2 separate regions of the Homo sapiens genome follow, and region 2 is linked to region 1. Evidence: read pairs that join two places in POLR2A ChIA-PET (ENCODE). Cell type or tissue: Panc1. All regions are shown on one strand. Region 1 overlaps PDHX (pyruvate dehydrogenase complex component X). Region 2 overlaps SLC1A2 (solute carrier family 1 member 2).

Evidence for each region. Peaks named below come from ENCODE experiments on the same cell type or tissue, not always from the same donor. Only the 100,000 strongest peaks of a DNase experiment are listed, where the experiment ranks them.
Region 2: POLR2A ChIA-PET joins it to region 1 with 5 read pairs; 2 of 35 experiments call an interaction of 5 or more read pairs at or near these places.

What each region holds. Positions count from the first base shown.
Region 1 is chr11:34,952,730-34,956,729 of GRCh38, forward strand. The region is part of intron 3 of PDHX (pyruvate dehydrogenase complex component X); the gene reads left to right. Among named protein-coding and RNA genes, the nearest start is that of MIR1343, 13 kb to the left of the region's middle. In Panc1, no CTCF peak of the experiment used is centred here; no DNase peak of the experiment used is centred here; H3K27ac peaks cover 1,776 bases.
Region 2 is chr11:35,404,750-35,408,749 of GRCh38, forward strand. The region is part of intron 1 of SLC1A2 (solute carrier family 1 member 2); the gene reads right to left. Among named protein-coding and RNA genes, the nearest start is that of SLC1A2-AS2, 12 kb to the right of the region's middle. In Panc1, a CTCF peak has its summit at 137; no DNase peak of the experiment used is centred here; H3K4me3 peaks cover 317 bases; H3K27ac peaks cover 477 bases.

The DNA.
Region 1 (4,000 bases):
TATCATACTGAATGGGCAAAAACTGGAAGCATTCCCTTTGAAAACGGGCACAAGACAGGGATGCCCTCTCTCACCACTCCTATTCAACATAGTGTTGGAAGTTCTGGCCAGGGCAATTAGGCAGGAGAAGTAAATAAAGGGTATTCAATTAGGAAAAGAGGAAGTCAAATTGTCCCTGTTTGCAGCCGACATGATTGTATATCTAGAAAACCCCATTGTCTCAGCCCAAAATCTCCTTAAGCTAATAAGCAACTTCAGCAAAGTCTCAGGATACAAAATCAATGTACAAAAATCACAGGCATTCTTATACACCAATAACAGACAAACAGAGAGCCAAATCATGAGTGAACTCCCATTCACAATTGCTTCAAAGAGAATAAAATACTTAGGAATCCAACTTACGAGGGACGTGAAGGACCTCTTCAAGTAGAACTACAAACCACTGCTCAATGAAATAAAAGAGGATACAAACAAATGGAAAAATATTCCATGCTCGTGGGTAGGAAGAATCAATATTGTGAAAATGGCCATACTGCCCAAGGTAATTTATAGATTCAATGCCATCCCCATCAAGCTACCAATGCCTTTCTTCACAGAATTGGAAAAAACTACTTTAAAGTTCATATGGAACCAAAAAAGAGCCTGCATCGCCAAGTCAATCCTAAGCCAAAAGAACAAAGCTGGAGGCATCATGCTACGTGACTTCAAAGTATACTACAAGGCTACAGTAACCAAAACAGCATGCTACTGCTATCAACTCTAATTTTTTCATATTGAAATAGTTATGACAGATTGTGAGGAAAGATAGTTTATATTCCCCATGAATCAAAAGCTAAATTGTTACATCCACTTTATACCTTTTAAACTTGTTTTTTTAAAATACAGACACCATCTTGAGGTGCTGCATGATAATTTTGATCAGTTGGATATAATTTACAGATTTGATAAATTATTGATTTGGTAGCGATTATATTGGATACCATCTCTGATGTTAGACTACATTTAAATCCTGCCTCTGCTACATACTTGTCTTGTGATCTTGAGCAAGTTACATAACCTCTTCGTGCCTTAATTTTCTCATCTATAAATGGGAATAATGATAGTATTTACCTCAGAAGGTTGTTAGGATTAAATGAGTTAATGCTGTGCTGGAACAGTGCTTGGCACTTGAAAGCCAGACAACTGTTATTCAAGGGCTTAATGAATGTTTCTTCTTCCCCTCTGTATTTTAGCTTATCATTGGTTTGTTCTCATTTTCAGTATTTCTTATGTACTTCCTTATAAACCAAAGTTCATTGTTCATATAAGATAAACAGTATACATTGAAGAATCAAAACAGTTCAAAATTGTATAATGATTCACACCATGATGGAAAATCATAGTGATGAACCAGATAAGTCAGTCACGTGACTCAGGTCATCTCCACTCACTGCTGCACATGCTCTGTCAGTAGTCACTAGGTAGCTTTCAAACTGCTCTATTTTAAAGAATAAAAGTACTTAAATAATTACTTAATATATTGATTTTAATATCAGAATTAAAACAGACAATATTTACTTGTGCCTTTAATGGAATGAGCCCTCTCAATTTCTCTGTTGGACATACTGCTGTAAATGTTTTGCATCTCATATCCCTGTGTACACAGATGAGATTAGGTGAGCTGTTTGTAGCACATTTGCAGGTGATTGATTGGTTAAGATGTGAGAATGTCTCTGGTACAGAAGCCTCACACTAGTGACCTGGGCTTGAGGGATAGAATTCAGCCTCTGTCTGAGAATTATGAAGAAATAGTTTGTCACAGACCTTACTACCCATTATCGTATATGTTGATGTTTGCCCTTTAGTGCTGCCAGCCACATGCTAAGCCTTTAAGCATGAATTTCTAACCCATACCAAGGGGTCAGTCCCCTGTAGTCTAATCTTGATCCATGTTGAATGTATTGTTTTAAAAAATCCATAATTTGAAGGAAAACACCACAGCAATAACAACAGCAATAATAATGCCTTTAACAATGAAAATGAAAACAAGTTACTAGCTATCAGACACTATTCTAAGGGCCTTACATATAACTCATTTATTCCTCATAACAACAATGTGAAGTAGCTACTGTTATTTGCATCTTACAGCTCAGAAAACAAGCATGGTGAGATAAGGAAACTTTACTAAGGTCACATAACTAGTAAGTGGTGGAGCCAGCGTTGAAACTCAGGAAGTCTGTACACAACTGGGAGGGAAGGCTAATATTTGAAATGATAGACTCAACATTCAATATTTCAGTATCGATGAGCTCTAAGTTGATAGAGCTATGTGTAAAAACCCTGCATTTAATATTAAGAAATCATTGGCAGAAGAGTAAGAGAGGGCTTTGGTCAAGTAAGCTGAGTGCATAAGAAAACTCTGGCATTTGAGGTGTCCTTAGCTCCAGATGCTTTGGTAGGGCAGAGTGTATCCATGGAGGTACCATGAGCTACCATGGAGGTAGCTCAGAGAGGAAAGGGAACAGTAACAGAGGCCTGCTTGGTTTTTAAACAGTTTTGCAAAGAGTATTATTTACGTATTTATACTAAGTCTACACCAGTTTTGAGTATTTGCCTACTACAGTGTAAGCAAATGCTTACAGGAAATTAGCACACCTCTGAAAGATCTCTGCACCAAAGGAATAGAAAAGGTTGAAGAAATTATCTTAAATTCATATAGAGATTTTAATGACTTTAAATGGAATTATAATCAACTGTATTTTATCTTCTGTTATATATTCAAGTTGTATGGTTGTATATCACTTGTCCTTGTCCATTGTATTTGGGTTTCATGCTTCATGGTGTCACTTTTTTAAATAGAAAAAAATGTGAATAGTTAAAAATAAATTTTATTTGATATTTAGATAATGGTAAAAATTGAAATGATGATAAATGCTGTTTATTGCCTACTTGTGAAGGTGTCAATGTTACGTTGGTAGAGTATATATGGAATCATTTATATGATTTACAGTAAATGAAACAGAAGGTGAGGTACCACTTTCAGATGTAGTACAGTTGTCTGACTCAGATTTTAGAAATCTATTGATATTTTTAAAGCAAAACTTTTTTTAATGCTTTACATTTGAATGATGTTCTTTGTACTTGGATATTGATCCTATTTCTGATTCAGTTTTGAAAGGAATTAACATCAAGTGGACTTCATGTCACTTAACAGTGCTTTTTTGTATACATTTTTAAAGAAAATTAGTCATTTTACTTTGATTTTTGAGTTAGCAATTCACAAGCAGGTAATTAAACACTTTTAGAAGAAAAATATTGGTCTAATAATAATCTTAACTCATCTTTTTGACATAGTAAAGAAAAAGGAACTCTGCAGAAGCAAAATTTTTTAGTATGTGGCAAACAACTAAGCAACTAGATTTTTCTTGGCTTTCTTAGTATTCTTCCATAGCTTGTAATTCATTAAACATTCCTATTCAGCTTTCTATACTAATTTCATATATATATATATGTATTTTGCTTCATGAAAGCATTGCTGCTTTTCTTCTTCATCAGTAATTAGTAAACTTAGCTTCCTAACCCCTTATAACTTATGCCTTATTAACGATAGTGAACATACCAGTAAGCATTGAAATTAGTGTTACTCTGATATGTCAAACTCATTCTAGAAGTTATGCTTTTCCTTACCATTACTGTATTAGTGGACGTCCTGCAGCCTATCATTCTATTGTTCATTAAATACAGCTAATGAACCTTATTTAGAGTAATTGAAAGGGAATAATAGAAGATTTTAAGGGAATGACATTTTCTTCCAGGAGTGAACTTATAAAATATTGTTATTTGAAGGTTTTCTAGGGACTTCTTTTTAGTAAGTAAATTAGAATTAGCCCTTTCTTTATAAATTAATGCTGCTGAAATGCTTAAAATATACTTAACTTTTAAAAACATTATCTTTGATTTTATTTAAGTGTTTAATTGGCATTATCTGTGGAAGAAATGCTTTATTAACTGAGACACCACT
Region 2 (4,000 bases), 450 kb after region 1:
GTTTACTTGCCTTGAACCCCATTGACAGTCTTCAGAGGGAGAGAGAAAGCAAATAAAGTAAAAATGAAATCTGTATATGCTTGGTTCTCGCAACTAACAATGGCTTCCCTGTCAGAGCAGACGAGAAAACCCAGCATCTCGGCTTTGACTCTACTTTCACTTCAAAAACAGCAGTTTGAGTGCCCTGGCTCTGAATCTAGGAGGATTCTAGCATTTTCCATAAGGATGATGAGGATAGCTTCAGCTGAAGACTTTCCCATAAGGCTCAGGAAGGGGATTTTATAAACTGATCTTTCATCCAATCACAGGACTCGCACTGTGAGGACTCGCAGAGTCAAGAAAGAAGATGCCAGCCATGGTTTTTCTTCTCTTATCCCACCAGGATGCAATAAATATCTCCCAACATGTCCAGTCACCAGAAAACTCCAGAAAAGAACTCCATTTCAGGAAATATAAGAATAGCTAACATTTTTATTTAGGTTGCTGGAAAACACACATACCAACTACAAGGTATTATTTCTAGACCCATACAAAACCAGAGTAAGGGAACTCTATTGAGACTGATTAAACATACTAAGTGTCTCTTTAATAGTTAAAAGATCAATTTAACAACAACGTTGTCTGCTTCTGGTAACTTTTCTTTTTCTAAATCAGTTTTCAAGCCCTGGATTTTTTTTTTTTTTTTAACTAATGTAATTGAAAAATCTGCTTTGACTTAAGAAATTCCTTCTTTGTATCTGAATATCAAATTCATTCTAGCTTCTCCTTGTTTTCCTTTACAAAGAACAATGGAAAGGAATAGACAGACATGATTCTGAGAGGAGGCAGGCATCCTGGGAAAGACAGAGGATGGGCTCAAAGATTCTTTTCTGATGAAATTTCATTGCATTTTAAAAGAACTGCAGATACAGGAGTTTGTAATTTTCCCAGACAGCTGCATGGGGACATGAATGACTGTGACAAATACATTTTTGGCTTCACAAGATGAGCTGCTTCCCAACTGATTATTCTTGTAACCTCCTTGAACCCTATTAACCCCTAGCAAAGGGTAATTATTGACTGGTAGGCAGGAATGGGGATGTTCAATTGACCACCAGAACCTTACCAAGATGACCATGACCCAACAAGCAAAAGGAAATGTTTTCTCAACCTTGGATCTGTTGCCTCCCACACCTGTTCCCTTCTGTCGTCTCTATGCCCTTGCATATCTCTTTTGCGAGGTAGACAATTCAATTATACTAACATTCATCGTGATAATGATAATAAGATGAGGCACAAAGAAATTAATGTAACCCTGATCCTCAGAGAGATACCAGGATAGTGAACAGACAGACAAGAAAACACTTAGCACACTCTGTTATGATGAGTTGCTATGAGAGAGGTCTGAACAAAGTGTAATAAGGACAGACTCCCTGGAAGAGGCACAACTCAAACATCACCTCTTCTGAGAAGCCTTCCCTCCTTCTCCAGGCTGACAAGGATGAGAATTCAGCCAACAAATGCTTACTGAGTGCACTGCATTAGGATCTAGGAGGACATGATGATGAACTAGTCTTCAAAGTGCTTACTTTGTAGATACAAACAGACAGATAAATAAAATATGTAAAAGTTGTAATTGATGCAGTGAAGGAAGCAAACAAGGGGAATGAGGTAGGACTAGGAAAGAGAGACCTATTTTAGGTGGAATGGGAAGAGAAGGCCTCTCTGGGAAATATTATTCAAGCTGAGGACCAAAGCATGCTCCAGGATCAGAGGGTGCCAGTCATCTGTGGAATGGTGGTAGGGTAGAAAGTGGTTCTGGAAAAGAGAATGCAAATGTGGGCAAGACCATGGGATATCTGAGGAACTGAGGTAGAAATTAGTAAGCTTGTAGGTTGAGGCTGAAGGAAGAAAAAAAAGGCAGGGTTAATACCAACATTTCTGGCTTTGAATCTCTAAACAGATAGAATTTACTGAGATGGGGAAACTTGGGAGTGGGTACAGATGAGTTTGTAGGGAAAAAAAAATCAAGAGTTCCATTGTACTATGATAATTTCCAGACATCTATGCATTGCACAAATGGAGACATCAGTTAGGTTGTAGGATATATGAATCTAGAACCTAGAAAAAAGGCCTGAAATAGAAACATACATTTGGGAGTTATCAGGATACATGTGCTATGCAAATATCCAGGAAGTGATTTAAAGGGAATGCAGAGCCCAAGAGGAGATTGGGATTAAAACTGGGTCCAATAAAATTTTCACAAACTATGCAAGAGCATAAATGATGAAGGGTTAAGGGAAGAAAGAGAAGAATTCCAACTAGGGAGACTTAGAAAGGACTTAAAAGGTAAATCTTAAAAAAAAAAAAAACAGCAAGCACTACTAAAATACATCCAACTCTAGCTTGCTGACTAATGAGGCTATAGAAGTAAGGACAAGCTGGCTGCCCCATCTGTCACTCTACAGATGACCAGGGTTGATCATGTGGACTTGACCATCTAGGCAGGCAGCCATTTCCTCCCTGTCCCTTCTGAGTAGTGCTCCCCTATACTGTGGGATCAGTCTCACAGAGGCACCCTGCTCTTCCTGCAGGAACCCCCAAAGTGAGCAATGAATTAGCCTCAGGTTCTAACTCTTTCCTTCATCAGTATCTTCCACGGATAATTCAAGACCTCCTCTTCATTAATCAAGCCCTTCCCTTAGCAGATGAACAGGCTTATAGCACACCTGGCCTAAAACTAAAACAACCCAACATATAATCCTGCTCTTGCCTTATCTGCTTTCCTAGTACCATCTACCTCTTGACTACCATTTATGGAAAAAAATAATTTGCATTCATTTTCTCTCCACCCATTCTCAACCCACACCAACATGGCAACAGCTGCCATCACTTTGCTGACCCAGCTCTGGCAAAGGCCAATGATGGCCTTGAAATTGACTAATCCAATGAGTACTTTTCAGTCCTTCCACGATTTGACCTCTCCATAGCATGCAGCACTGTCGGCCACTTCAAGTCACCTGCTCACTCTTGACTCCCTTCCTTACTTCTCAGCACCCTGCACCCCGCACCCCGTGAATCACCTCCCTCTGCCCATCTTCAGATACTAGAGCTTCCCAGGATGCTTCTCTTAGCCCAGTTCTTTTCTCTAGCTTCATGCTGTGTGCGGGTGAGCTCCCTTACATCTGTAATACAAATAGCACTCCATAAAGGCCCCGGCCTGTCATGACTCTAACTGCCCAGTGAACATCTCTACTGATATTCCACTCGCCACAAATGCTAAGCCAGTATGCTGAACCAAATTCACTGTCTTCTTCAAATTTAATTTCTCTCCTGAATTCCTTTTTCTGCACTTACCTCGCCCCCATTTGCTTAATCTAGAAGGCTGAGAGATGGCTTTAAGCCCTTCCACCTGCTCACACCTACTTGCACTTGGTCACCAAGTCCTTCTAAATATCCTTGGAATCTGGTAACCTATGCTCATTTCTATACCTTAATTCAGGTCATAATCTCCCACCTAAACTATTGCTGCCATCTTCTAACTAGTCTCAGTGCCTCATCCCCCTTGATATGGTTTGGCTGTGTCCCCACCCAAATCTCAACTTGAATTGTATCTCCCAGAATTCCCATGTGCTGTGGGAGGGACCCAGAGGGAGGTAATTGAATCATGGGGCCAGTCTTTCCCATGGTATTCTCGTGGTAGTGAATAAGTCTCACAAGATCTGATGGGTTTATCAGGGGTTTCCACTTTTGCTTCTTCATCATTTTTCTCTTGCTGCCGCCATGTAAGAAATGCCTTTCACCTCTCGCCATGAATCGGAGGCCTCCTCAGCCATGTGGAACTGTAAGTCCAATTAAACCTCTTTTTATTCCCAGTTTCAGGTATGCCGGGTATATTTAAGGGTTTTGCTTTTATTGTTAATAAAGCCATGTTTTTGTGTGATGGGGAAGGAGCCACTGGTCCAGAGGACAAAAGGGTAAAAGTTTTTGTTAAAAATAATTTATCTGACAGTGAATAGTG